Linked DNA regions of Homo sapiens: region 1 is linked to region 2. A link is a loop called in an ENCODE intact Hi-C map of the cell type or tissue named here. Cell type or tissue: HepG2. All regions are shown on one strand. Each heading gives the region's core, and the rest is flanking DNA. Links, peaks and the distances in the headings are about the cores only. Region 1 has its middle 96 kb from the start of ROBO2. Region 2 has its middle 47 kb from the start of ROBO2.

Region 1 (15,829 bases), core at 3,985-11,984, 49 kb before region 2:
ATCATAGGTGACCATATTTTGCCTGTGTCTTCACCTGGTAGAAAAGGGAGAAGGAGCTCTCTGGGGTCTTTTTTAATATGAGCACTAATCCCATTCATGAAGACTCTCTGCTCTCAAGACCTCATCACCCCACAAAGGTCCTTCTTCCAAATACCATCACATTGGCGATTAGGTTTCAACATAAGAATTTAGGTGGGGAGGGGACACAAACATAAGTGGCCAATTCTTTTGTTGAAGATTTCTCAATTTGAATTGGTCTGAAATTCTCTCATGAAGAGACTGGGGTAATGCATTATTAGCAAGAATACCACAAAAGTGATTTTGTGTCCTTCTTATGTGTACTATTAAGATGCATATTATGTTCATATGGAAAGAAAGAAAAAAGTAGAAGCTATAGACATGAAAAACATTAAGTAGCTTTATGGTTTCATTAAAAAAAAAATAGATGTATTTGCCAGGACAGAGATCAAAGCTTGGGGATTCATAGATAGATATGTAGTAGCTTTCCAATAATGTGAAGATCTATATCAAAAAAGGTAATTCTTCATATGTCTCCTCTAATCATGGTTTATTTATTGTATATAAAATATCCAGATTGCCTCCAATGACTTACAAACTTTGAAAGATGTTAATTCCAAGTGAAATTGAAAATAATTTTAAATGTGTAAAGATTTTGTATGCAGCAACTTCAAGGCAGTAAATGAAAATGTAAGGGTGGACAGCGTTGCTCCTCCAAGTCAGGGAAGGTGTGACCTGAAGGATTTATGAGGTATTAAAAGCAAGGACTGATAAATTAATTATTTGTGGGAGCCAACACATTACAATTACCACTAACATGTTAACCTTAGTAGGTTTTCTTTATAAATACACATGTTTACTATATATAAATGTTTCCAGATATGCAATTGGGATCATTCTTATAACACTGATTGAGAAACTGGTTCTAAGAATTCATTTTATTCACAACAGCAGTGGATATTTTTAGACTACAGAGTAATTGCATTTTGAGTCTTTAACTCAATTTTACTTTATTACATTCTGCCTTTAACCTTAGTTCCTTTTGTTAATTGAAACACCTAGTTAAATATATACATTCTTATGAAGACATTTGTTTCTGAACTGGTTGTTGGAAACATTATTCCTAGAAAATTACTTAGGATGTCACAGAGTATTAAAATGAAGACTAGCGTCTAAATTAACTAGCACATTTTATGTAGTGTTCATTGATTCTACAAACTGGTACTCATTATTGACCTACCCCTCCTTATCCTCAATCTACTCACATTAATTGAGTCTCCATTTTCTTGCTTGTACTTAGTAAACACCACAAGTGAAGGTGGGGTGAGAGATGAGCTACTTTTGTCACGTTTAATCTTTGTAACGAAGTAAAACTTAGTGGCATCTAAATTATATGGCTGTCCATAGAAGGGCTAGGTCATTTTACCATTATATAATTATAAATATCTGATTCAAATGTCTACCTTACATGTGCCAGATCTGTGGCATGCTATGCTACCTTTTAAATGTTATGAGAAAAGCTTTGCAAAATAGAGAAATAACTTCCAGGGTTTTTGTTTTTTTTAATCTGATGCCATAAAAATTTACTGGAATAATATCAAGATGTATCCTTCTAGTTATTTACCCATGTATTTTTATCACAGCTATAATCAGAGTCTATTATGATTTTGTATTTTGTTATTTGTTTTCACTTAAGTATATTCTTTTTCTTATGTAATTTATTAGTCTGATTAGAAAAACAATGCATGCATCTTAAAATAAAGAAAAGCCAATAAAATAAAATAGTAATCTATAATCACATCTGCCAAAGAAAACTATCTTTGCATATGTGATGTTGGGTCAGTGCAAAAATAATTGTGCTTTTTGGCCATTTGCACCAATTTACATCAAACTGAATATAAAACTCTGCATTTTAACCTAAGCATTTTTAGACATTGTTTCAATCAATGCATATCCATGTAATAAATTTGGAATATTCAACTTTGTGGATGTAATAGTATTTATTTATACTGAATTCAGTTCTTCAAAGTTATGCATAAAGCTGGATGGCCATCATTGTACACACAGTGTTACCGTACCCTCTACCTACCCATACGTATTCGGGAATATTCACTTAGAACCGTATCTTGTTCTGTTTGGAATATTAACAAATCCAAACTAGGATTCAAGTAAAACACCAGCATGGCACTGGGTGCAGTTAGGTAAGAATACTGGAAATATCATGGAACTCATAGGTGGGAATTACGGACGGGCCTCAGAGAACAAGCACCTGGCAACTAGTCAGTAATCAAGAAAACATTTCTTTCTATAAGGCTGGTTTCTTTGGCAGGCCGAGGCGGGCAGATCACGAGGTTAAGAGATTAAGACCATCCTAGCCACCGTGGTGAAACCCGTCTCTACTGAAAATACAAAATTTAGCTGAGTGAGGTGGTGTCACCTGTAGTCCCAGCTACTCGGGAGGCTGAGGCAGGGGATCGCTTGAACCCGGGAGGCGGACGCTGCAGTGAGCCGAGACTGTGCTTCTGCACTCCAGCCTGGAGACAGAGCAAGACTCCGTCCCCCACCTACCCCCCCCAAAAAAGGCTGCATATTGTCCCTCATCTCTGTATGTCTTTACTCCTACACTGGCCTGCTTCCCTCTTTATCTGATTCCTCTACTTGTTATTTTAGGGTAGAGCCCTACAAAACCCACCAACCTACTTTCTGCTTCTCTCTGGTGATCTGCTCTCTCTCTCTCTCTGAGCTTTTCCAATTCTAGAAATTGATAGAAGGCCAGCTCATAGTGAGACCACATGTACCACAGGTGGCTAGCCAGCTGCTCCTCTGGGTCTTGTTCAGAAAGGTTGGATCTATGGAGCTCAATCAGTGGACATCTCTGCACAAAAAAGCAGCCCCGGCCAGGCGCGGTGGCTCACACCCGTAATCCCAGCACTTTGGGAGGCCGAGGCGGGTGGATCCCCTGAGGTCGGGAGATAAAGATCAGCCTGACCAACATGGAGAAACCCCGTCTCTACTAAAAACACAAAAAATTAGCCGGGCGTGGTGGCGCATGCCTGTAATCCCAGCTACTGGGGAGGCTGAGGCAGGAGAATCGCTTAAACCCAAGAGGTGGAGGTTGCAGTGAGCTGAGATCACGCCATTGCACGCTAGCCTGGGCGACAAGAGCAAAACTCAGTCTCAAAAAAAAAAAAAAAAAAAAAAAAAGTAGCCCCACACTGTTTCTCTGGTTTCTCTGAATAGAAAACAATGTACAGAACATATTCAGCCAACAGAGAGGTGGGTAAGGCAGAAAATGGAAAGATAATATTTGTAATAGAATTGATATAATGAGTTACAGCTGCATGACTCTGAGTAAGATATGTTATGATGATAAAAATGAAGAAGAGAAAGGAATTGCCCCATACTTAGCATTAATAAGGTTTCAAAATATGTTTACTTTTCCACTCACTTTTCTTGAGGTTATTTAGCTATTTCTTGATAAATCTTCATGGTAACATATGTGAAAGCAGGCATGTTTATTCTCTGATTTGGTAGAATAAATTATCAAAATTCTGATTTTTAACATTGGTAAAACTGCTGATGAGTGAAACATTCTGATAAATGAAGACTTAATACCAGTGATGAGCTATAAGATTTCCTTCTTGTGAAATTTTCTTTTTCCTTCCAAAATTTAAAGGCTTGTGAACAAAAAGCAGAGGTTTAAATCCCCTCTTCTAAGCCAGGCGCAGTGGCTCACACCTGTAATCCCAGCACTTTGGGAGGCTGAGGTGGGGGTCAGAAGTTCGAGACCAGCCTGGACAACATGGTGAAACCTCATCTCTATTAAAAGAATGTACAAATTATTAGCCAGGCGTGGTGATGCATGCCTGTAATCTCAGCTTCTTGGGGAGCTGAGGCAAGAGAATTACTTGAACCCAGGAGACGGAGGTTGCAGTGAGCTGAGATTTTGCTGCTGCACTCAAGCCTGGGCCACGGAGCAAGATTCTATCTAAAAAAATAAGTAAATAAATCAATCAATCCCCTCTTCTCTTACCTTTATGCACCACAACTAGTTCTGCTAGTTCTGCAGTCCACTGAATCTGTTACTAGAACTATCTTTTAACCTTGTGTAAATTTCTGGATTGCTTTGTGTATCACTATTTAATTTGAAGGAAGAAAGGTGGCAGAGGAAGGACAAAGCAACAGGATTTTTTTTTTTTTTTTTTTTGAGACGGAGTCTCGCTGTGTCACCCAGGCTGGGGTGCGGTGGCGCTACCTCGGCTCACTGCAAGCTCCGCCTCCCGGGTTCACACCATTCTCCTGCCTCAGCCTCCCGAGTAGCTGGGAATACAGGCGCCCGCCACCACGCCCGGGTAATTTTTTTGTATTTTTAGTAGAGACGGGGTTTCACCGTGTTAGCCAGGATGGTCTCGATCTCTTGACCTCGTGATCCGCCTGCCTCGGCCTCCCAAAATGCTGGGATTACAGGCGTGAGCCACTGCGCCTCGCCGCAACAGGATATTTTTAAGCTGCCAAATATTAGAACTATAGACTTTTAAGTGTTTGTGATTTAGCACAATGTAGGATTGAATGGATTTTATCATGCAAATCTCATTGTTATTCTCAAATATTTTTACACTAGGGCCAACAAGGAATTGGCCAATAGCTACTTTCGTTCTCGATACAACAAAAAATCCATTTATCTGCCTGTTTCATTGAAATTACTGGATGTTTTACCAAAAGTGCTTTTTAAAATTGTATTCATTTTAAAATGCCCTTTCCTTGTCTTTCACGCTGACTCTAATTCGTCCCCAGATTACCACAATAGGCATCCATCGGCAGAGTTCCATCATCTCTGATTTGAAAGAGGTTTGAATGCCCTCAGTAACATTCCTGCAAAATAGTCCTTGATCTTACAACTGATCTCACTAACTCAATTCTGCTTCCTTTTGTACACTCTCCATTCCAACGGCTTTATTGCACAATGTATACATTTATCAAAACATCCCATTGTATCACATAAGTATGTACAATTATTGTGTGCCAATCCTAAATTTAAAAAGAAATTCATCTGCAGGCTGATGATATCAAAGTTTTCAGCTTTCATCTAAACTTTTTCTGAGTTTCAGGTCTGTATATCTAACTGCTTGCTTGACTTTGGCATTTGAATTTTTCAAAGCCGCCTCAAATGTAACGTATTTAAATTGAAGCCTTGATATTCCTGCCAAATATTTTCCACCTTTAACCTTTAGTCTGTTACTTCTCAGCAAATGATAACTTCACCCATTCTTTCCCCCAAAGTCTAAAGCTTAGGAGTTATCTTCAAAACATCCCTCACCACCATCACTAAATCCTGTCAATTCACCCTCAAACTAGGTTTCAAATGATTGCATTTTTTTTGATGGATTCTTTCATCTCCTTATTTCAAGACAACCTTCCTTTCACTTGAATTACTCCAGTAGCTGTTTACTTGGCTTCCTTGCTTCTGTGCTTGTCCACTTGTAATATTTTATTTTCACAACTAATAAAGGGGGAATTTTAAATATAAATTTGTTAATTCATCACTGCATTTTAAATCATTTCAAATGTTTTATTATTATTATATATTAAATGTTTAGAGTATACCCCACTATAATACAAATTCTTCACCTAGACTCACAAGGTCCTTCACCCTCTGACCCTTGCCTTCCTCTCTAGGACAATATTTTGCAACTTTCTCCCTACCTCTCAAGGCTTCAGCTACACTAGTCTTCATTCTGCCAAATTATTTTAAAACTGAGTCATCGTGCATGTTGATGCATGATGTACAATTATTACGTACCAATCATCGGAAGGCTCCATGTCTTATGCAGCTAACTTTTGAATTGTGTTACAGTCTGTGTAGTAGATACAATAATGCCTTATACCCAGTAACTTTCCCTTTCAAAACACTTATCTCTTTGGGATGATTGTGTCTCTCTCCCTCACTTGTCTGCAATTTTTAGGAGAATTTCGCTAGAGCACCAGAACTTGATCACTGCTGTGGTTACCGGAACATAATCCAAGGCCTGATGCATAGTAATTTCCTAGTAAATTTACTTTGACTGACCAGAGAAACTTAAAAATTCATGTTTTTAAGTTGGAGAATAAGATCGTATCTGATTAAGAAAGTGAATTCTCTTAGCCTATAAACCACAAGTGATTAGTAAATAAGTATTAAATGAATGATACTTAAAATTATATAAAAGAAACAGTGTGACTTACCTATAATAAATGTTAAAGTCTTCCAGAAAGATCCTGCTACCTGTTTTATTTCCAAAAGTTACAGCAAGTATTGTGATATGAAATTCATATATGTGAAGAATTTCTTAGATTATTATATAGAAAATGTATAGTTACTTAGAAATGGGAGATTTAAACTGTTCAGTAGTTTGTACTTTAAACTTCCTCCTGTTGAAACTCACTGATTTGTTTTCCTTTTCATCTTTCAATCCAGCAGCTCCAACTTTGACATTTTTATCACCCCAGTGGAATGCCTGGTTTTCATTTGCAAAGCACACCTCACTTTTACAAGTGAAGCATCATGGACTAAGTAGAACATGCGAATCTAACAACCAGCCTCCTTTATTGTTTTGACTCCGTATTTCCATAGACCTGGTTTTCTCTTAAAATAAATTGTGTTGTGTAAGTAAAGCCTGTCTGCTGAACTTGCTTATAATTTTTTGCTTGGGAAGCACCACTGATGTTTGAAGAGTGTTGGCCTCACTTATCAACATGCTGATGACAGCTGCTCGTGGAAAAGCAGAAGCTCATATATGCCTGGGGATGCTTTTCTACACTCTTAGGTTGGCTATATACACTCATATCCTTGACTGTAGGGAAAAGGCAGAATGGAAACCTCTCATTGTAGCCTAGAGAAAGTGCTGGTCTCAGGAAGACCGGAAGTCTAATTTTAATTCTGATTCCAACTACTATTGCCTCTTTGACATTGAACACTTCACTGATTTCTCCATTTCAGTTCCCTTAACTGTAAAATATGGGGTTGGTCTGGGTGGACTCCAGATCTCTTTCAACTCTCACTTTCTATTACTCTAATTTTCCAACTCCTAACTGAAAAAAACAATAATATTATTGAATACTATGTTATACTTTATTAACTTATGTTGAGCACCAAACTGTGGCTAGAGGTCATACTCCTGTTCATTTAGACTTGTAAGATTTATGCGTTTATTATTATTATTTTAACCTATCAAAAATATTGTGTAGAGAAATAGACTTTAGAACAATGTTTCTCCTCCAATGTTCACCTAACGTCATGTGAGTACTTCAGCTAAGTATGGAGAGGTAGGAAATTTATTTTAATATGTTCATCACAAAATAAGTTCTCAAATTAACTTTTCCATTTCTTCAGTGGGTTGACTTTGAGTTGGTCCTTTCTAGGAAATCAGTATCATTGCTTGTTGAAAGAGCTACCTCAGAGGACTGGCATTTGCGCTGGGGAATTCCCTTCCATGAGCCTCTGACCCCCTTTATCTTGAGTTGTTACATACCACTCGTTGCTATCTGTTAGTAGTTGTGTCCCCAGACCTGGCTAGAAAAATTAAAAAGAAACAAAACTCTTCTTGTTTATTATTAAGGTTGCCATTCACCTATAATTGTTCTTCTGGTATTTCAGCCTGCCTTTAATGATCTCAAACTTCCCAGAGTGAACTTTTGAATTAGTTCTTTGAAGAAGGCAGAAAAATACATGTTTCTGTAAAACATATTGGAAAGAACCACTTAATACGATTGCTTCTTTGTAAATGAAGTTAATTACCAAACTAGAAAATAGTGACTATATTTTATAAGTGGATTTTGCACAACAAATTTTGTTAACCAAAACACGTATTCATAGTTAAGTATAGTCCTATTACCAGAAGGAAAAACAGAAAAGCCACTGTTTGTATCAGTACTTTTTTTTTCTACTGGTTCCTTGAAAAGTCATAGTTGTTTAACCAAGGTTTAGGTTAGTTTTCTTTCTTTCGCCATTACAATACACTTTGTCTTACTGCGTGCCAAATATTGTTTGGTGATAGATATACTGTGTCATTTACTCTTCAGAGGAATCTGGAGAACAGGAAAGTATAACCTCTAATTTACAAATGAGGAGGAAACGGAAGCTATGGTAATGTGACTAATAAATTATACAATGATTCAAGCTGGGCTTATTTATCTAATTCAAAGTTGTTTATTTTTCTCTTTAAAATGTAGCTTGGACTAATTAAATAGAAACTTTGGTAAATTTATAGAAAGTTAAAATAGTTATGTTTAAACACTTAGTCTTAAAGTTTCAATACATCAACAATTTAACTGTTAAAGACTTTTTCCAATTAAAAGGTCTGTTTATGTTAAACTCCCAATTGTATTATTGTGAATAATAACTTCTACAATGAGTCATTGAAAAAAACAACACTTTTTAAAATATTTTGTATACATACTACAATCCTATACTGGCAAGTTATCACAAATTTTTCAAGTCCAAATAAAAAAGATTACACTCAAAACAAAATTAAATAACACATTGTATTTATTTTAATCAACAAGGAGAAATATTTGGTATTTCAAAAATAAACTGTTCTCAAACCTTTCACTCCACACTACCCAGAATAAATAAAACACAATTTTCTTGGCTTTACAAAAAAAAATTGAAATTGCAGTTTTATAAATCCACAGGTATTGTAATTCTGAGTTAAATCCTGGAAAATTGTAGCCATCAATTGAAAACATGTTATGTTTTAAGAAACTGAAACAGGAAAGGGAAAATATAAAATTCAGTTACATAGTTGTTTTTGTTATTTTCTTCCCTACATTGCTTTCAAAACTAGCAAATAGGATATTCTTAGGGCAACATGAAATTGGAGCTAATGATCTTAATATTTTTGAATGGCCATGCATAAAGCTTAGACAGTTATATAAAAGGAGAGATTATCTTCTAATGGTTGACTATGTATAGCAAATTCCTGAAATTAGAATTATCAGAATTGTAACAGCTGATATGCACATTGTAAGGTAAGATGGACAGATTAAAGATGGCCACGTATTCTTTAACCTTCCTGCCAGCAGGTCCTGTGGCCCTCCCCTTGAATCTGAGAGGTGCTGTGATGGCTTTTTTTTTTTTAGACGGAGTCTCGCTCTGTTGCCCAGGCTGGAGTTCAGTGGCGCGATCTCAGCTCACTGCAAACTCTGCCTCCCGGGTTCACGCCATTCTCCTGCCTCAGCCTCCCGAGTAGCTGGGACTACAGGCGCCCGCCACCACGCCCGGCTAATTTTTTGTACTTTTAGTAGAGACGGGGTTTCACTGTGTTAGCCAGGATGGTCTGGATCTCCTGACCTCGTGATCCGCCCGCCTCCGCCTCCCAATGTGCTGGCTTTTAACAGCAGAATATGGTAGAAGAGATGATAGAAATGGCAGAAGCGCCAGTTTAGGGTCCTAGGTCCTAAGAAATCAGAAGTATTTTGCGCATAATAAGCATTTAATGAATGTTAATTATTAATTTTATTATTGATGTCGCTCTCACTATAACATGAAAAAAGAAACAAACATCCAACTTGCCAGCTCTTTAATTCTTCTTAGGAAATCAGAGTTGGAGCCTAGGGCATTCCACTAAAATTTAGGGCATTTGTTAGGATATGAATAAATGCTTGGAGTGATTGACTTTCTTACTTCTGTTGATTTATAGTTTTTATCCCATTTTGAAAAATTTTAGCCAGTTTTCTTTGCATGTGTTTTCTTCCCCACCCCAAACACACCTCCTTCTTTGAGAAACTTTAATGACAGGTGTATCAGGGTGTATCAGTCCATTTGAAGTCGTTTCACCGCTCACTGATACAATTAGTTGTTTAATACTTTTTCCTTCTGTGTTTTATTTCGAATAAATTTTAACTGCCATGTCCTCAAGGTCACTAATCATTTTTCAGCAATTTCTTATTGGCCATTATTGCCATCTCACATATGAGACATTTTACCTCTGCAAGTTCCATTTGGTCTTCTTGTTTATATCTGTCATGACTATATTTAGCATCTCCTATCTTTCCTCTGGCTTTTGAACATATTGGATATAGTTATTATGACTGCTTTAATATCTTCATATCCTAAGTCTATTATCCGTATTATTTTTGGGTTGCTTTTGATTGGTGGATTTTTTGGAACTCATTATGGGCTGTCTTTTTCTGCTTTTGTTGCATGCCTTTTAATAGTTTATTGAATGGCAAATTTTACCTTTTTTAGCTGCTGGATATTTTTGTAGTCGTATAAATATTCTTAAGCTGTGTTCTGAGATACGGTTCCTTAGAAATAACTTGCTACTTTTTGGTCTTGCTTTTAAACTTTGTTAGTCAGAACTAGAACACTGTTTAGTGTACGGCAAAGTTTTGCCTGAGTAAAACAAAGTTCTGAGTAGTCATCAGAATATGCCTTGAATTATGAGGTTTTATGCACTGACCAGCCATATAATAACTATCCCCAGTCTTGTCTGATCTCCAAAGATTAGTTTTCCTTTAATCCATTTAGGTGGTTCTCTGTCCAGGGGTGGGGATTTTCTCACACACGTACTGATTACCACTCAGTTGATTACTTGAAAAGGACCCTGTGTAGGGCTCCCAGATTCTCTCTCTAACTCTGTTTTTTTGTTGTTGTTTGTTTTTTGTTTGTTTGTTTTATTTTTTTGAGATGGAGTCTTACTCTGTCGCCCAGGCTGGAGTGCAGTGGTGCTATCTCAGCTCACTACAACCTCTGCCTCCCAGGTTCAAGTGATTCTCTAGTCTCAGCCTCCGGAGTAGCTGGGATTACAGGCGCCCACCACGGCATCCGGCTAATTTTTGTATTTTTAGTAGGGATGAGGTTTCACCATGTTGGCCAGGCTGGTCTCGAACTCCTAACCTCAAGTGATCTGCCTGCCTCAGCCTCCGAAGATGTTGGGATTACAGACGTGAGCCACTGCGCCTGGCCTGGAATACATCCCTGAGAATCTTTTTCACTAACCTCCCCAAACTCCCAGTTCAATTTCCTCAATTTAGGGAGACTGCTGGGTTGCACCTGGATTACCCTGGATGTTTTGTAAGCTGCAAATTCTCTCCAGGCTGTAAGCCGGGGACAAAGATAGGGCTAATTTTATTTTATTTTTTTCCCATCTCCCAGGAAATTTTGTCTTTCTTTCCGTAATGTCCAATGTCTTGAAAATCATTCTTGTGTATATTTAGTCTAACGTTTTAATTGTTTCGGGTGGGAGAGTATGTCTAGTCACTGTTACTCCATCTTGGCTTGAAACAGAATTTGAAAACATATTCTTATCACTCAAAATCACAATATGCTAAACATTTCCACTTCTTTTACATGTACATTCATGTACTTAACTCGTTTTCCACAAATTAGGGGAAAATGAGGTTTACATTAGAATAATAGTCCCAGAAATAGTATCTATAAAAAATAAATATTATAATATATTTAACCCATCTATTTAGTACTTTAATTCTTTCTATAAAAAAACATTCAAACCAAATAAGATACCTCTAGAGGCCAGAATGTTATTTTTTTCTAAAAGAATTTCATTCTTTTTCAGAATAGTCTTGTTGGAACAAAGGTTTTCCTTTACATTGCAGCAAAATCTGTACTTCATTCTTCCTTGATTTACTATCTAGTGAAATTTAGAATAAAATATAAATGTTTCAGTACATGTCATCATTTAAAATTATTTAAGAGATTTTTCCTCCAACACGTTTTTTCTTAGTTAACAATTTCAAATGCCTGCAATCGATGACATATGACTGTTTTTTTCTTAGTTAACAATTTCAAATTCCTGCAATCGATGACATGTGACTGGTTTTTTCTTAGTTAACAATTTCAAATTCTTGCAATCGATGACATGTGACTGGTTTTTTCTTAGTTAACAATTTCAAATTCCTGCAATCGATGACATGGGACTGGTTTTTTTCTTAGTTAACAATTTCAAATTCCTGCAATCGATGACATGTGACTGGTTTTTTTGTTCTGTCGCCATTCTCATCTGAACGTACTACTTTTTACTTCAAGTTCTGATATTATTTTGTTGTTATTGCTGCTGTTGTTCTATTGACATGTTTAACCTCCCAAGATTAGAAATTATTCTATTTGTTTTATATTCAATATTGGCTTTTATTTTCCCACGTTTTTCCATTTCTGTGCTCGCCATTACTTACTGCATCTCAGAACGTCTGAATAGGATAATTTTCCTTTGTTTTTGAAGTATTCTCTTTAGAATTTCTTTTAGTGAGAGTCTAAGGATGGTTAACTCTCTCCATTTTAGGTTATCTGAAAAGCCCTTTATTTATCCCACATCCTGGAATGATAATTTAGGCAAACACAAAATTTTAAGTAGACTTCTAGCTTTATTATTCATGTTGAAAAGTAAAGAAAGTATAATTTTCACTCTTGGCAGAAAAGCTATATTTTCTCTCTTGCAATTATGCTGCTCTGCAGTTGGACTTTGATGTCTTTAGATATGAATTTGTTTTTAGTTTTCTTATTTGAGATTCATTTTTGTTTCCTGAATCCAAAGATTCATGACTGTTATCAATTAATGTTTTCTAACATTATCTTCCTCCTTCTTCACTATTTTTCCTAGTATTATAATAAAATATATGCTGAACCATTTTTCCTTCTTTTATTTTAACCATTCGTATTTTAATATCACTCATTGTCTTTCTGTGCTACATTGTCAGTAATTCTTTCAAATCTTCTGAAGTGGGACTTTGCTTTTTAGTTGTACTTAATCTGATGTTCCACCTCTCCATTGGGGCTATAATTATAATCTAATTTTTTTTTTTTTTTTTTTTTTTTGGAGACGGAGTCTCACCCTGTCACCCAGGCTGGATTTTGTGACTTCCCTTTTTAGTTGTACTTAATCTGATGTTCCAACCCCTCCACTGAGGCTATAATTATAATTTAATTTTTTTTTTTTGAGATGGAGTCTCATCCTGTTGCCAGGCTGGAGTGCAGTGGCGCGATCTTGGCTCAGTGCAACCCCCGCCTCCCAGGTTCAAGCGATTCTCTGCCTCAGCCTCCCAAGTAACTGGGATTACAGGTGCCCGCCACCACACCCGGCTAATTTTATATATATATATATATATATATATATATATATATTTTTTTTTTTTTTTTTTTTTTAGTAGAGATGGGGTTTCACCATGTTGGCCAAGCTGGTCTTGACCTCCTGACCTGAGGTGATCCACCCGCCTCGGCCTCCCAAAGTGCTGGGATTACAGGCGTGAGCCACCACGCCTGGCCATAATTTAAATTTTCATGTCTAATCTTTTTCATTTTTTGAGAGCCATGTTTCCCTACTTAATTTTTTTCCTTGTATTCCCCTAAATATTATAAATGTGCTTAGTTTATAGTAAATGTCACATAATTCCAATACCTGAAGCTCTTAAAGAGTTAATTCTGCCGTATGCTGTGTGCAGCTCTTATGCTGCCTTTTGTTTCTCTCATGTGTTTCTCAATTTTTTGTCAGAATCCTGCAAGTTGTAGGAATGAGTTTTTCCAGAAAATTCATTTTCTTCTAGCTGCATCCAGTCCCCAACCCATGCGGACTGTGTCAACAACTTTAGATTTATTTATCTTCTTGACTTATCCTGACTGAAGCAGGAAAAGTAAATTTGAACTCTAAACTCCATAGAGGATGTGAGTGTAACTATGAAATCTCAAATAGCCTTTTTTAAAAATATGCAGAATTCAAACCAAGTCCGACAGCCTTCTCCCCTATTTAAGGTGTCCAAGACCGAAGGGCTTCTCCCCTGTTTCCGGTGTCCACGTCCGACCGGCTTCTCCCCTATTTCCCGTGTCCACAGACTGGCTCTGCTTCTATCGTACTTGTTTACAAAGGGTTGAATCACTCACAGGTCCTGATTGTAATGGAACGAGCTTGTTTACCTCATGGTATTTAAGATCTGCCCCTTGCTCCCAAGATGTTTGTTAAAACAGGACACAGGCCAGGCACAGTGGTGCAGTCTATAGTCCCAGCTATTTAGGAGGTTGAGGAGGGAGTGTCATTGCTTGAGCACAGACCCAGGAGTTCAAGTCCAGTCTGGGCAACAAATCAAGCTTTGTATTTAATCTATCTATTTAATGCTTAATTCTTTCTGTAAGAACATATACAAGCAGTCATTCAACCTATATAAGATACATCTCATAAACCATCTCATTAGGATTAGCTGAACCTATTCTCTTTCTCTGTACAAGGTTAGAATGAGACATGCATTCTCAGCATTTCTCTTTTTGTGATGAAGTCTCCAAAGTCCCTGAAACTGTTTTGGTGAGCATCTTTTCTGAACCCTGGGATGCAGTTCACAGAGGCTGGAGAATTGAATGAATTAATACTGATAGGTGGTCTCTTTAAAATTTCCTAACACTGGGAGGATTACAATTTTTCATGTCAATATTTGTTCTACGGTGTTCAGTTTAAAGAGTGTAATATTTGTCACAGGTAAAGAAAATAGTAATTAGGGAATTCTCCATCCTTTCCAAAAGCGGAATCCTTTACCTCCTACTCAAAAAGTTTCTTCTTTCTCTAACAGAACACGATTAATCTTTATGTTACTTTGTCATTTTGTAAGCCTCAATTCAGATGGAGTGACACACTTATACATCAAACTCTCATTTTCTAGGACAGTCATTCTTATTCTGAAGCCATTTGTGATAAAATATTATTACTTATTTCCAGTCAATTATATATTTTATAAAATATGATAAGGTAAATTATTAGAAAATAATTGTGAGCTGGGAGATCACAGCCAGTTCAATTGCCATGAAGGGTTCTAAACAGTCTCCATTCCTGTACTCATTGTGGCACTGGTTCATGGATCACACTTTGAGTAAAAATGACAGGATACGCAGCTGTCTGACTACATCCTCCCTGGTTATAACAGACTCTAGAGTGTGCTTGCTTTTCATTGCCACTTTTTGCTTGTTTGTTTGTTTTTGAGACAGGTTCTCACTCTGTTGCCCAGGCTGGAGTGCAGTTGTGCAACCACAGCTCACTGCTGCCTGGACCTCCCAGGCTCAAGTGATCCTCCTACCTCAGTCTCCTGAGTAGCTGGGACTACAGGTGCACACCACCACACCGGGCTTAATTTTTGTATTTTTTGTAGAGAAATGGTTTCGCCATGTTTCCCAGGCTGGTCTGGAACTCCCAGGGTCAAGCAATTCTCCCTCCTTGGCCTTTTAAAGTGCTGGAATTACAGGCGTGAGCCCCTGCACCTGGCCCTCAGTGTCACTTTCTTAAGAATATGTCTTTACTTTGAATAGAGATTCATTTAGTCACTTCTTTCATAATACAATTTTCATCAAGGTGATGAAGGTCTAGAGAATTTATCAGCTTTGTAAGTATTCAGAAATTTTAAACCACCATTAACACTGTGCTTGGCCTCCATTCTCTACTGTGATCTGTAACCTATTTCTCTCCCCATTATTTAAGAACTAATGTTTGCTCCTAGAATTTGTAGTGTCTTTCCAACACATTTGTACTCTCTTTTCTGTGTGTGAACAAACACTCTGGTTATAACATCTTCTATCTAACGGATCTCTGTTTCTTTTAAAAAGTTGTGCTAACCTCACTCATCCCATTCCAATATTTAGCTTCATTCAACACTATCTTGATAATGTATTTGAAATTAGATTTACTTCCCTACATTACATATACCACCCTGTGGTAAAGGTCAATGTAACAAAAGTGAACTCAAAGTTATGGTGTATGTGTGTGTTTATTTATAGATTTACGTAAAGTTGAAAGAGAAAAAAGAAATATATTTTTAACTTCTTTCTGAACTTTTTAAAGTGTTA
Region 2 (15,829 bases), core at 3,399-11,398:
GGCTCACACCTGTAATCCCAGCACTTTGGGAGGCCAAGGTGGGAAGATCACGAGGTCAGGAGATCGAGACCATCCTGGCTAACACGGTGAAACCCCATCTCTACTAAAAATACAAAAAATTAGCCGGGCGTGGTGGCAGGTGCCTGTAGTCCCAGCTACTCAGGAGGCTGAGGCAGGAGAATGGTGGGAACCCAGGAGGCGGAGCTTGCAGTGAGCCAAGCCATTGCACTCCAGCCTGGGCGACAAAGCGAGACTCCGTCTGAAAAAAAAAAAAAAAAAAAAAAAAAAAAAAGAAGATAATCTATTTTTGCATAAAAAAACGGAGCAGTTCATTTCTCTCTAGGAGGACATAATCAATTTGAACATTGTTAGCAATGGCTAATGTTCTTCAAAATTATTCCATTGCATATTCAACTTCAACTCAACAGGTGGGATATAATTCAAGCAACAGTGAAGGAACAGAGTGGACCTCTTGGCTAGATATAGTTTCAACAATAACATATATGATGCCAGTATTTCCTGAGGATTAATGATCAACTGGAAGAGCTTGTGGTCCTGGGACCATTAACTCCATGTGGTCATTAATTTTGTTGGAAATCCCTTACAAGGACATTTGTAACTTTTACTTCCCCTTTCTTAATAAAATTTTTGGGCAAGATTTTTAAGCAACCTTTTTATTTTTGAAAATGTTATTTTCTTGCCCACTGACTATAAATCTAATCAATAACTCTGATAAGCATTTAAAGCAGATTTATATTTTTGAAACTTCATATGTTATGTGTATTTTGGCACTGTTTCATTTCTTATACCATCACAATAGAAAAGCTGCACTGTTTCTTAATTAATCAAATGGTTCCAAGTACTAAAAGGCAAAATATCTATTTAAATGTCTTGCTATATAGTACGCATTGATCGATACAATTTATAAAAATCTAAGTTACATAATGTAGAATATTTATCTTTAGGGCTGTTTACTATTGATCAAAATTCTGAGGAGTTACCTCTGCTTTAAAAATTTTTATTACTGCTTTTAAGATGTAGGTCAAATTCTAGGTTCTAGAACATAGCTTTGTTTGGAATCTATAAAACATGAGTTTCACCAAAAATATATATATTTTTAGGTAAACACAGGTAACCGTGTCTTAATTTCCTATTACTCATTGCCAGAATGCCCAAGAACATACTAATGTTCTATTATAAATTAAAGTTCTTGACTTTCAGGGGGGAAAGTTATATTATTTTGTAATTATCACCAAAATAACTTAAGAATATTACAATTTTTAAAAAACAGATTCTTTTTTGAAATATTATAAAATTAATCTGTACATGTGCAAAAATAGTAATTATTGCCAACACTAGGAAAATGGAAATGTAATTCATGTATAATCACCACTAGAAAAATATGAAATAAAGTATGGAATTGTGCTTGGTTGTGGTATTTGTATTATAATATGGAACTGACTATGCTATTAGCAAATTTTATATTACATGCGTATACATAATTAACCTTCATCTTTAATTGATATCTATTATTAAAATCGATAGGGAATATAATAAGTAAACCCCTAGGCTGAGACAAGATACAACAAACAGCTAGAAAGACCATGCCAAATTAAGGCACAGTGAATTCCACACTAACTAAAATGAACGTGACATTATAAAAAACGGATGTCACATCTTATTGACAATAAAAGTGCCAAAAGCATGCATATTAGATTAGAGCTCAGCTAATTGGAGGATGTGGGATGTTTGAAGTACAGTAAAAGAAGCAGGCGCTAATCTCTGTCGTGATACGCCACGCCACCACTACTTGAAATTCCGTTGGGCAATATTAATTCTAGCAGAGGTCTGAGCTACTAATAAATGAGGCAAATTGAGTCAATTACTAATTTCATGCTTTTATGATTTGGGGTTTAGCTAGATAATATCTGCAATTTAATACACTGCCCTCTAGAGATCTCGGCCTTTTACAAAGAACATGCTTTCTCAGACCTATTTGCACTGTTCATTTTGTTTCAGTTCCACACTGCCGTGTAGTGGGGGGGAGGGAATCATGCGTCACAGTGTTATTTTCTTTCTTAATGCTCCATGTGCGACTTCCCTTTGATTGAAATCTTCATCAGGGTTTAGAGCTGAATTCCTTGCTTCTAGCAGTATTCACTTGGTCCTATTTCTCTTTTGGGAACAGTAGTCACAAAATATAACTCAAAACCTATGTAGCAATGTATTTTACTGGGATATTGCAAAGGACTTTATGCCATCAATAATTCATGCACTTCTAAAAAATTAGCCTGATCTTCCACGTTTTTAAAAAGGCAGCTTAAAAAAAAGCCAGTGATATTTTATGTTCAAATCAGTAATTTTAAATTTGTTTCTTTAATACCCCCTTTCAAAACGACCCATCAGTTCTCATAGATTTTTTGTACCACCACTGATTACCACACTAATTTGTGGATAAATAAGCATTTCCTTGGGAATAGTTTAAAGTTCTCCAAATAATTAACTTCATTTTGTTTACGAGAATTTTTTTTTGCATGGCAAACACCTAAAAATGAAGTGTATTATTAATATTTTTAAAGTTTAACTCTGTCACGTAAAGATAATGTCAAATTTAAAATTAAGTGATATTAAAATAATCTATAAAGATCATTTGTCATGATATATGCTTTTATTTTTGAAAATTAGACATTTCTTACTGTTAAAATACATGTATATAAGCTAACTTTATTTGGTAATTAAAAGGTAATTACGAGACAAAATAAAATATTATGCAACCAATTTACTGATATGAGCATTACACCATTGTTCATCTTATAACCTGTTAGAAAAGTAGATTTTTAAAATAATCAGTTGATGTACTCATTTTTATTAACCCTAAAGGTAAGGCTTTTTTGCAGTTCCACCAAGGGCCAAATAAAAATATACTGTAAATCATGTCTTCCCAGCTGTGGTTAACCTGATTAGAAAGAGGTCAGTAGGGGAATGGATGGTTGCCAAAAACCCTCTTTGGTCAGGTCTCCACCACCAAAGTGAAGTAGTAAATTGAGAATTGAACAATTAGGTGAATAAGTCAGGCTAAAAAGCACTTTCCAATGAGCTCTATCAATAATTTATATAACTTGTATTGTGGGAGTTTGGGCTGTAATCAAGGTCAGAAATCTAGAAGAGAGTGCTCCTATTTTCTCTATATGTAGAAATGTAGAAGACAGTACTCTTATTTTCTCCATCTGTCAGTCCTTCCTTTGGTTCATCCTCCTTTCATTTCCTTACCTTTTCTTTACCTTTCTCTGAGTTATTTTGATAAGTGTCTTTATTTCCACTTCAATTTGCTGGTGTTGGCCTGACTTTTAATACCACTGTTATTCCCAGTAGATTAATTTTCTTTGTTTCAGTAGAACTGAGACATTAATGCCTCTGATCCTTTGCTCTGAAAACAAAGCCTAAAACAACTTCCTTTCTGAACTGCAGTTTGTGCTTCGAGACATTAAGATCAAGAAGTGAATATGTATTTTCAAAATCGAGTATCAAACTACAGAAGTGTTTACCTCAGCCCTGCCCTGATGCTGCACATTTAAAGACCTACTCCAAAGAGAAGCTTCAAATTGTTCCAATGTGCTATTTAGAAAAATAATTTATATTAAGGTATATAATAAAATATGCTATAAATCACAGTTTGTAGAAGAAACATTTGTCCTGTATTTTCATATGTATTATCTCCCTAAACACCTTCTTAACATGATAATTAAACACTTGCTGAGTATCAATACTTTTGCATTCTTATCTATACTGATCAACAAAATTGGTAGTTTGGTAATAGGGGAAGAAACTCATTTAACATGAAACTGTTAAAATATTAGAAAGGTAAGTTTCATAGAGTAGACAGTAATAGGAAATATTTATGGTGAATGTAATATAAATTTGACATTTGTAAGCACTTTGCATGGGATATTATAGCCACTTACCGATTAGGAAAGTGAGGCTCAGAAAAGCTACATAAACTGATGAATGAAACAGAGCAGACAAGGAATACATTTTGAATCTGTGCAGGCTGATTCTGCTCTTAATCACCCTATTATGGTCTAATGAGCATAAACTATACATAATATGATAATAAAAGTATGTAATTTTCATTTCCCATTATAGTCTCTGTAAGTAGTTTGGGGTGTTTTTTAAACTTCTAAGTTTAAAAAACATTTAAACTTAGAAGACAACATTTGAGATGAAATATTTGTAACTAACCGCCGGGTTCTTAGGATGACATTTGAAAAAAATAAAAAGATAATAGATTATTATGCTAGAGCAACAAAATTTAATTTAAATCATTATACTGTGTTTGGAGAAGGTTTTCTCCTATGTGCTCTAATTTTTCACCCTATTACATTTCCATATTTCAGTAAGACTGGGTATTTATTATAAGAAAACTGATATAAGACTAGAGAGAAATCTGGCAGGATATTTGGGACAAAGCAGTTCAACAAGTTATAATGACAGGTGAAATAAAATTTTCTTATATAGTTTGTCTGTGTGTATGTGTGTGTCCACAGGCCCATACACATGTGGGCATGCATGAACAGGGGCATAGTTGTGTTTCTTTTACACTTAAAAGGTTGATTATTCACTTTTGTTGCTCCTGAATCCTATTATTAGCATTAAACCTAGGGCTTTAATTCATGTTTTAGACCTTGAGATCTAATAGATCTCAGTATGGTAAGATGATTATTTTCCTTTCAAACTCCAGTAACTTGTATTATGAAAGCTATTGAAAAATTATTTTTCTACTCTCTTCTATTCTTTTAAAAATTAAAATAAAATGAAAAACTAAAATGCAGAATTTTAGGGTAGCTATTACAAACTCAGTGGGATTCATCACGATGTATTTTCTTCATCTCTTTCAAAATGACTGTTCTGAAAACCTTAGCTTTTCTTAGCTGGTCTTTCTTCAACTTAACCAGATAGCTTTCCTGCCTACCTATTTCCAGTTAGAACATATGGGCACAGTTACATATTACATATGCAAAATCATTAATAACAAAAACAAAACATATAAAATCACAAAGTTTCTATCATTTAAATTTTTTCATGACTCTAGTTAGGAAATCAACATATTAAAGTTAGTAAATACTAGCTCTACCTAATGTTGACAGTTTTTTAAAAAAACCTTGATATTCAGAATATAATTTGCTGCTATTCACATTACTGAATAACAGCCATTGGAACTGTTACAGTAGATAGCTAGTCAGACATGAGCAGAGCAGGAGAGGGCTCCCTCTGGCCCCCCAACACACGCCAAGAATGTTAGGGACCATCAGGTGATGGTCATGCAGTTGTTAACTATCTCTCTAAAATAGTAATTGGTTGCAGCCAGCGCTAGGGAAAGGAAAGGCAGTCTCCCCATATATAGGAAAAACCTGAAACTGGTGATCAGCAGCTTCCTGATGAGATCTCAGGAGTTGGGTGAATGGGCTCAAGCATGCATATCAAGAGGCAAAACGGTGAGTTTAACTGGTATGTGACCTTCTAGGGACATTCGGCTGGTAAGGGAAGAATATCTCAAGTGAGCATGCATACAGCTCCAGTAAACACACTGAACAGGCTCCCCTCCCAAGTGCTGGCGGGCCAAGCAGGCAGCCCACCCCAACGGAAGAATTAGGGGAGAAGGGTAGCAAGACCCCAGAAGCATGCCAACTTGTAAAACCCAGGTCAGAAGGTCAAACTGGTCACTTGTCTTTCAAGTTGCCCACTTGGCCCTCTTCCAAGTGTACTTAACTTTCTTTTCATTCTGGCTGTAAAGCTTTTTAGTAAACTTTCACGACGGCTCTAAAACTTGACCTGGTCTCTTCTGCCTTATGCTGCTCAGTAAAATTCTCTCTTCTGAGGAGGGAAGAATTGAGCTTGCTGCAGACATGTATGCAGACCCTTATGGATTCGCCACTGGTAAAAAATACTTAGTTATTTTTACCTATAGGTGATGATGGCTAAAGAGTTAAGTCAAACTATTGTGTAATATGCTGTATTGCAACATTCTAAACTACTAAATTATGAGTAATTCACCTAAATGCAATATCATCGCACAGTATGCATTGTTTTCTAGTTTTCACTTTCTGTGTGTAGTCTGAAGTCATTAATACCAATTACAATGAAATGTTGCTCATATATCTACAACCACTATCAGCTCAGATCTCTGTGCTTGTGCAAGGGAGTTGTATAAGTCATGGTTCCACAACGCTGTTGTGTGTTGTTTTGCTTTTTATCACGGGATTCATTAAGTTTTGAGGACTTTCATTACGTTTTGAAGAGATAATAAGTTGATAATTCAAAGAAAAAGTATTCTTTACCATAGAAAATCTAGATAAAGCCCTAATGTTAGATTAACATATTATGCTTTTGATGTGTTGTGCATAGCATGAATATCCTGACATTTATTGATTTGCAATAAGAAACCAAGTGAATACATTGTTAGTGGGAGTAGAAAGGCTTCAACTATCAGAGAAAATAGAGTGTGGCAGAGTTCAAAAACCTCTGAATTTGTGTTTTGCATTCCAGTAAGGCTATTGACCCCAGCTTGGAGGACATATATCCTCAAATGCAGGGTTATCTGAAAAGCCTTTAATCAGATAGTCACTCTGGTATACATATGGGACACTGTAGAAATGTAAAGGAGCTGCCCCTTATAAATTTCTATGACCAAATAGAACTTCTAGTTCTTCAGTGTGGATGCTTGCTTTTGTTCTGAATGTGAAATGTATGCCACCCAGAACATAGACCTTGTTCCAAGAAAATTTACTATCCTGTAGTATAAGCATAACACATTGTTAGAAAAAGAGTCCTTTCTAACAGAGTTACCAAAGAACTATTTATTGTACACTAAAACTAAGTCAGAAAAGGGCAGATAACTGGAGAAAACATGAGACTCATGGCAGCAGTGTGTTTTCATTCTTAGGACATATATCTCCAAATACCCTTGCATTTCCTATCAACCATTCTATAGAAGCTATCTATATCCATGTATTACTATATATATATATATATATATATATATATATATATATATATATAAATTTAGCTTTTGTAAAAAAAAAGTATATGCATATTTAAAGCTCTACTCTTCTAAGTGACAGTTACACATCAGTTACCATTACTGAAATACATCTCTAAAGAAGACTTAATGCCACCCTGGTAAAAATAGCAGTGGGTTATTGAAGATCGCACATTCTGAGTTCTCACTCCGTAATTTCGTGAGAAAAAAAATCATGCACTTGGACCAATTTTTCATGGGAGAGAATTATATGAAATGTTGGCATAACGTCAATTTTTTCCTAAAAATAAGAATTTTTTTTTTCTATATGAAGGGCCTGATGTCCCTGTTGCTGAACAGAAATCTATCTTCCCCTGCCATAGGTAGCATCTGAGTCACAAGAAATGGTATAGCTTGAGGTCTAGTCTTTCAGTTTTTGAGACCCATTTTCTACCACAGTCATTCTAAAACATAAAAAGTCAAAGTTTTACTTTTTTAATTTTTTTTGAGATGGAGTCTCACTCTGTCATCCAGGCTGCAGTGCAGTGGCAAAATCCTGGCTCACTGCAGCCTCCACCTGCCGGGTTCAAGTGATTCTCCTGCCTCAGCCTTCTGAATAACTGGGATTACAGGCACTCACCATCGCGCCTGGACAATTTTTGTGTTTTTAGTAGAGATGATGTTTCACCATGTTTGCCAGGCTGGTCTCAAACTCCTGACCTCAAGTGAGCCACCTGCCTCAGCCTCCCAAAGTGCTGGGATAACAGGCATGAGCCACTGTGCCCAGCCTAAAATCTCGAAAGTTTTTAAGCTAGAAGAAAAAAAGTTTCAAGAAAAATAAAAGCATCCTTGATTTCAAAGCTTCTGACTTACAGTCAATCTCCTGTTGATCAATTTTTGTCTCATCTTCTAAGAAGAGTTACTAGTAACATTTGAGTCTATTATTGTTTAAAAAATAATAAAATGTAAACATCACTCTTAGCAACTCTTGTCTTGAAAAGTGAAGGAATAAAGAGTTTGTGAAATTCAAATGTATCTTAGAGGAAATGATCCCCAAAGTCACATACAAATTATTCAAAATAAATCTTTGTTTGTTCTAGATCACTATCCCCAAAATGTCTTCATTCATATCATAATTTTTTAATATTATTTTGATATAGTGCTTGAAATTCTTCCAAGTAAAGATTGGTTTGGTTAATGGCCTCCTTTAAAAAAACAAATGCAGGTATCTCCCTTGAATCTTGTTAAAAGGCTTTCAGTCACTCATAGGTAAGTGTGAATTGTTTAGTTAGCGTGTTTCCATCCTAACGGCTCTACTCAAACAGGAAGAAGAAAAGGAAAGTTACATACCATACTTTGATGGGAAGGGGTCCTGAGACTTCTTTAGTCCTTAAAATAAGGGACCAAATATGAGAAAACATGAGACCCATGGGAGTTATGTGTTTTCAGTCTTAGGATATTTATCTCCAAATACCCATGCATTTCCTGTCAACCATTCTATAGAAACTATCTATACCCATGTAGTACTATATATTTTTTTAACTTTAGCTTTTGTAAAAAAAAAAAACAAAACATTGTAAGAATAGTTAAAGCTCTACTCTTCTAAATGACAGCTACACATCAGTTACCATTACTGAAATATGTCTCTGAAGAAGACTTAATGCCACCCTGGTAAAAATAGCAGTGGGTTATTGAGGATCACACATTCTGAGTTCTCACTCCGTAATTTGGTGAGAAAAAAAACAAAGATGTGCTTTTTTTGTTTTTTTTTTTTGTTGTTTTAAAGCTGGTAAATGAGTGCACAAGGCTATCTGCATATATTGTTAAATGTTAGCTTTGAACAACCCTGTTCAAGAAAAGGAGAAAATATCTTTCACTTGCTGTGCCATGTATCCAACAACAATCAAAACTAGGAATTTAGACTTGTTCCATTAGTAACATACTTTAGCTACATTAATGATCACATAGGACTTTGTGTACTGGCTTGTGAACTTGATTATTTCTAATGCTGTTTCTACGGGAAAGCACATGTTGAGTCCTCACATACAAACTTTAAACTTTTTACTGCATTGGGAAAGTTGGAAACTGCTTTTATTGGTTACTCTTTTCTTTGCTAATTATAAGTGATTTACTCTGAAATGATTGCAATGAGCAAACAGAATAACAACAGTGTAATAATAATAAAACATTTGTCTTCTAATTTTCTCTGAAATCATAATCAGAAGAATGGTTAATGACTGATTCAGGATAGCAAGTAAGAAATTCTTATTTGTTTTTTTAGCAAATCTTTACTGAAGGCATATTATGCTCCAGATAGTGTGCAAAGCTCTATATACACAGTGCTTAAAAATAGGTGGACAAGATACCTGTTCTTGGAGAAATTACAGTTTTGTGAAATTATATCTTGAGTTCTCCTGGAAAAATGTATGTTAATATTTTGGGCTTACCCTTCCATAAACCACAGATGTGCTAGAATCTTCTGCATTTCACCAACAACTAAATGAAATGTTACAAGAAGCAATATAATAAAAACATATCAAAGTTGGAAAAACCTTATGTTAATATTGTTACTTTTTTCATTAATTTGGAATTAGGAATAATTTGAGCATAGATTTACTTTTTTTTTTCTTTTTTATTATACTTTAAGTTCTAGGGTACATGTGCACAACGTGCAGGTTTGTTACATAGGTATACATGTCCCATGCTGGTTTGCTGCACCCATCAACTTATTATTTACATTAGGTATTTCTCCTAATGCTATCCCTCCCCAAGACCCCCCACCCCCAACAGGCCCCAGTGTGTGATGTCCCCCTTCCTGTGTCCAAGTGTTCTCATTGTTCAATTCCCACCTATGAGTGAGAATATGCGGTGTTTGGTTTTCTGTCTTTGTGATAGTTTGCTGAGAATGATGGTTTCCAGCTTCATCCATGACCCTACAAAGGACATTAACTCATCCTTTTTTATGGCTGCATAGTATTCCATGGTGTATATGTGCCACAATTTTCTTAATCCAGTCTATCATTGATGGACATTTGGGTGGGTTCCAAGTCTTTGCTATTGTGAATAGTGCTGCAATAAACATACGCGTGCATGTGTCTTTACAGCAGCATGTTTTATAATCCTTTGAGTATATACCCAGTAATGGGATGGCTGGGTCAAATGGTATTTCTAGTTCTAGATCACTGAGGAATCGCCACACTGACTTCCACAATGGTTGAACTAGTTTACAGTCCCACCAACAGTGTAAAAGTGTTCCTATTTCTCCACATCCTCTCCAGCACCTGTTGTTTCCTGACTTTTTAATGATCACCATTCTAACTGGTATGAGATGGTATCTCATTGTGGTTTTGATTTGTATTTCTCTGATGGCCAGTGATGATGAGCATTTTTTCATGTGTCTTTTGGCTGCATAAATGTCTTCTTTTGAGAAGTGTCTGTTCATATCGTTTGCCCACTTTTTGATGGGGTTGTTTGTTTTTTTCTTGTAAATTTGTTTGAGTGCATTGTAGATTCTGGGTATTAGCCCTTTGTCAGATGAGTAGATTGCAAACATTTTCTCCCATTCTGTAGGTTGCCTGTTCACTCTGATGGTAGTTTCTTTTGCTGTGCAGAAGCTCTTTAGTTTAATTAGATCCCATCTGTCAATTTTGGCTTTTGTTGCCATTGCTTTTGGTGTTTTAGACATGAAGTCCTTGCCCATGCCTATGTCCTGAATGGTATTGCCTAGGTTTTCTTTTAGGGATTTTATGGTTTTAGGTCTAACATTTAAGTCTTTAATCCATCTTGAATTAATTTTTGTATAAGGTGTAAGGAAGGGATCCAGTTTCAGCTTTCTACATATGGCTAGCCAGTTTTCCCAGCACCATTTATTAAATAGGGAATCCTTTCCCCATTTCTTGTTTTTGTCAGGTGTGTCAAAGATCAGATAGTTGTAGACATGTGGCATTATTTCTGAGGGCTCTGTTCTGTCCCATTGGTCTATATCTCTGTTTTGGTACCAGTACCATGCTGTTTTGGTTACTGTAGCCTTGTAGTATTGTTTGAAGTCAGGTAGCTTGATGCCTCCAGCTTTGTTCTTTTGGCTTAGGACTGACTTGGCAATGTGGGCTCTTTTTTGGTTCCATATGAACTTTAAAGTAGTTTTTTCCAATTCTGTGATGAAAGTCATTGGTAGCTTGATGGGGATGGCATTGAATCTATAAATTACCTTGGACGGTATGGCTATTTTCATGGTATTGATTCTTCCTACCCCTGAGCATGGAATGTTCTTCCATTTGTTTGTATCCTCTTTTTTTCATTGAGCAGTGGTTTTGTCCCATCAGCCATTTTAAATTCAAACTGAACTTCTTTTAATGTCCAGTACATTCTTACCAAGTCGAGTACATTCTTACCAAGTATTTTCATTCTAAACTATGGTGGATTTTGAAAGAGAGTTTAACAAAGTAAACTAGTCCTTCCTTAGTTTATTCTACTAATTGTGCAAAATTATTCTATTTTGGTGGCTTCTGGGTCTGATGTTACTGCATGATTAAGTAAAGCATTGCTGACAGTGTCCCCTATCATTATTAACTGATACACAATCTAATATGTGTCTGCCAGTTTGTCTGCCCCAGTATTACAGATCTGCTTATTGTCTTCTTGTGTATAAGTTAATGAGATGAGTAAAAAGAAGTATTAAGACATAATTAGTGTGTGCTAGATATTTAATTTGTATCCCTTCTTCTGCTTATTCTGAGATAAATTATTTCAGTATTTTAAAATCCCATAGTTATATGCTACTCCATATTTTACAGAAAGTTTTGTTTTAGGTAGTATTAAATAGAAATAATTGTTTTTGTTTTTAGTATGCATGAAAAACACAAATCACAACATTTTAATCTATATTGCTCACTTTAATCAATACTTTTTATATATGTGACCATATGTGTTAAAGCATTTTAAATTGATCTGATAGTAGATGGATATTTGATCTGATAGTAGATGGATAATGTTATACCTTACAATGAATTTCTATTTCTCCTATTATTATATTTCTCCTGTTGAGTGATAGTGCTTATTGAACAGTATAATATGTGAAGTCAGTTGTGGGGTCTAATGTTCTTTTACATTTTTATCAATGACTCTGCTCACTAATTGACAGCATGATCCTTCCGTATGATGCTAAATTAGAAGAGTTCCCTAATATCTTCGAACACATGGGCAAAGTCTGAAATGGTTTTCAAAGATTAGAGAAGAGTTTTATGAAAGCAATGTAATTATTGTGTTACAAGTGAAAAGAAATACCAATAGTGTAAAAAGTAAGAGAAAGACCAGATCAAGAGTGACATGAGAGAGAAGATCGTATAAGTTGAGCTTCTGATGTCTCAGTTTTACATAATGTATCCTCACTGGGCATATCACTTAGTTTTTGCTGCATAAGTATTGACAACAAAACAAAACGATTTTATTTTGCTTACGAAGCTGTGGATCTGCAGTTTGGTTGTTCTGATCTAGGCAGGGCTTGCTGTTGTATTGCAGCAGTTGCCATGTCAGCTGGGAAATGGCCCAAAATGACCTCAGAGGGAGGGCTTAGCTCAGCCCCATATGCTTTCCCATCATCTAGGAAACTAGCCAGAGCTTGTTCACATTTTGGTGCAGGATTCCAACAGGGAGCACAAAAGAACATAAATCCTCTTGAGTCATGGGCTCAGAACAGTTCAACATCACTTGCACTGTATTCTATTGGCCAAAGCAAGCCACAAGACCAGCTCAGAATCCAGGGTGGAGAGAATCTATCTCTTCATGGAAGATTCTACAATGTTCTGTGGTCAGTTTTACAACCTGACACAGTACATAGTTATTATACTGGCCTACATATTAGGGAGCATTGATTGTTGCTTACTTTTGGAGGACAAATTGATTGATACTTGCGTTCATCTATTATAATAGATAATGGAGATAAGGACATATCACAGATACTGAAGATGAGAAGAACATTGAAAAGAAAATAAAAGCTAGATTGTGTAAAACATTAACCCAAGAAAGAGAGGGAGAAAGAGAGAAGTTGAAAGTACTTTCAAGAAATATGGACCAAAAATTTAAAGACAAAGGTCCTAGTCTCAGGTCATATTCACAATGTTTAACATACATACTTTATAGAATTTCAAGAAACTTCCACATACATTTAATCCTTACATGACAAAAATAACATACATGTAATACTCATAATAGTAAGACAAATATTATTACTCAACAATTTATAGCTATGGAAACTGAGGCTCATAACATACCGTGTGTAATAGTTACTTTAAACAAAATGGTATTTCCTTTTAGGGAAAAAGTTATACAGGTAATTGAGTACAAAAACCCTTCACATCGTGATATTCTCAAGTGAGTGCACAACTAGCCTATGACTAATTTTCACGCCTGGGGGAATTTGGTGATTGATGAAGCCTATGTGCTGGCAATTCTCTGGAAAGGTTGAATTAAGTCCACCTTCTCACACACACTGCAGACAGGCTTGCCAAGTATATTGAGGGTGTAAGCCTGATCATAGGAAACATTTTTATTTGCTTAGTAAAACACTTTTTAATGGATCTTAATATTCATATCTACTTACTGAAGCAGACCCAGCAAGGCTTCAACTTAGAAGTATTTAATTAACTATAGCTCAAATTAATATTTATATACAAAATCAATGAAACTACATTAATGTTCATACTGGCTTTCTCCCAAATTAGTCCAAATCCACAGGTCTTCTGTGCTGTGTATTCAGGCTTTCTGCTTGGAGTGATGATGTGCTTACAGAATACATTTTCAATTATCTACTGAGAGAAGAGAAGTTTTCCTTTTTTTTTTAACTGTAAAATGAGTAATGATCTTGAACACCTATTAATAAGTAAATAGATTGTGGAATGAACTCTTGTTTCTTTACTCAGACTCAGGATTAGTACTGTCACCTACAGCCTGGGTGGTTTAGAATCTGACCATAAGTAAGAGAGGGCACTCAAGGTTATTACGAAATAAAAGCGATAACCCCCTTGTAGATAGGTAACTGGGGTTACCTATAAATCCCTTACTCCAGATAATAGTTTTCTTTACCTTGAAGAGAAAAATATCCAACATGCCTGCTGTTATTTACACTGTTTTTTGAACCTATGTCTTTACAACAGAACAGAGTCAAATTCTTTTGGTGTAGGACTCCTTGTTAAAATAACATTACACAGTTTAGAAATGTCAATCATGTTTTATCCCCTGGAGAAACTGTATTCCAGCTAATGGTATTCATTCTAGTCATAATTACAGAAATTTCAGTTCTTGACTAAATACAGAAAAGACCCACAATTTAGCAAGAAATGTGTGTCAAGACTGATAACATGCATGAGGAAGGAGACCTTGGGGTTTGTATAAAATACATTTTTCAAGAGTTGTATGCTTTCTGCCACTGTTGAGGCTCCTAAGGCAGGCCTTATTCCGCCGTGCTGATTTTCATCTTTGTAAGTAGGTACTTTCCAATTTAGTATAGAAACATATATACCTTTGTGTTCTTTGTCTGTTTCATGTGTTGTTTTTCTTAAAAATTGGTAAAGTTGAAGATATGGATAAATTTTCATTGCTTTTGTATCCTCCTGCAACTAGCACAATACATGATATATAGCAGGTGTTCACCACATGCTTCCTGGTAAATTTCTGGCTCTCTGCACTCTTTTGCTCCCAACATTTCCAGAGTTATTTTGTTCCTCCTTTATATTACACTTCAACCTGAGTCGAGATGACCTGATTAATGTCCAGAGAGAAAAGGAAAAAAGAACCAGGTCCTGATTTTGGCCAAAAATACTCCCCAAGACCTATAAGAACATTCCCCTTGGAAATAGACCACTGAGGAAGTTATTTCGCTCATGTGCTGTGATGAGATGTACATGGACTCTATAAACCTGAGTGATTCCCGTATATCTGCACATATACCTGGTAGGTCAGTGAAGGTCTTTGGGTCCTATAAGAATCATTAAAACAGCAAATATTAACTGCTAAGCACCCAATAGATCCACACCCTGCCTCCAGAGCTTCCCCTTTGCCAGCCTCTCAGTCTGGATGCTTCTCCCTCAGTTTATCTCCTTATTCAAGGCCCTGCATCTCCTGTTAAGTTCCAACTAGTCTAAGCATCTGCTACTTATTTCAGGCAGAGTGGTTATTCCTTCTTCTGAACTTTCTCAATATTTATGTTTACAAACACCCATTAGAAACTTATTTATAGGTAGCTGGCATTTTCATGACTTTTTTTCTAAGCATGGCTTCTTCAAATGTCTTAAAAATCCCTGAAGACAGAGATAGTGTCTTACATGTCTTTGTGTGCAAAGTTCCTAAGACAGAGCTTTGAATCTAGCAAGTACTTGGTAAACATTTTGAATGATAATACCTATTGAAGAAAGTTATTTTGAATATAAGAAAGTGGAATGGGGGTAGAAATGCATATATAAACTGATAGTAAAAGAAATAAATAAAAAATACCTTTCACATCTAAAGTGCTTTTTAGTTTAACAGTGTGTTCACAGATGCTACCTCATTTGTTACACACATTTATAAAATCTGAATAATAAAATGCTTTAGATACAGAGGTAATTTCCAAAACATGACATGACATGCTATGAGTCTTAACGCATCCAGTTTAGCACCATATATTTAAGAGCCACGGTGACGTTTTTCAAGTTTACCCAACAGCCATCATTTGCGTGCCTGCTAAATTTCTAGATACAAGCACCAACTCTAAAACGGTGAATGTTGGTTTCACCTAAGAACAAAGAAGCAACAGTATAGTTCCACTTCTTTCTCCCTCTA

Evidence for each region. Peaks named below come from ENCODE experiments on the same cell type or tissue, not always from the same donor. Only the 100,000 strongest peaks of a DNase experiment are listed, where the experiment ranks them.
Region 1: a loop joins it to region 2, with 2.7 times the contacts of the local background. A loop is called at or near these places in 1 of 110 quality-filtered maps.

Annotation. Positions count from the first base shown.
Region 1 is chr3:76,935,775-76,951,603 of GRCh38, forward strand. It overlaps a transcript of ROBO2 not described here. Among named protein-coding and RNA genes, the nearest start is that of ROBO2, 96 kb to the right of the region's middle. In HepG2, for the core only: no CTCF peak of the experiment used is centred there; a DNase peak (open chromatin) is centred at 7,487.
Region 2 is chr3:76,985,314-77,001,142 of GRCh38, forward strand. It overlaps a transcript of ROBO2 not described here. Among named protein-coding and RNA genes, the nearest start is that of ROBO2, 47 kb to the right of the region's middle. RefSeq lists a silencer at 2,892-3,092 and an enhancer at 5,185-5,686. In HepG2, for the core only: no CTCF peak of the experiment used is centred there; no DNase peak of the experiment used is centred there.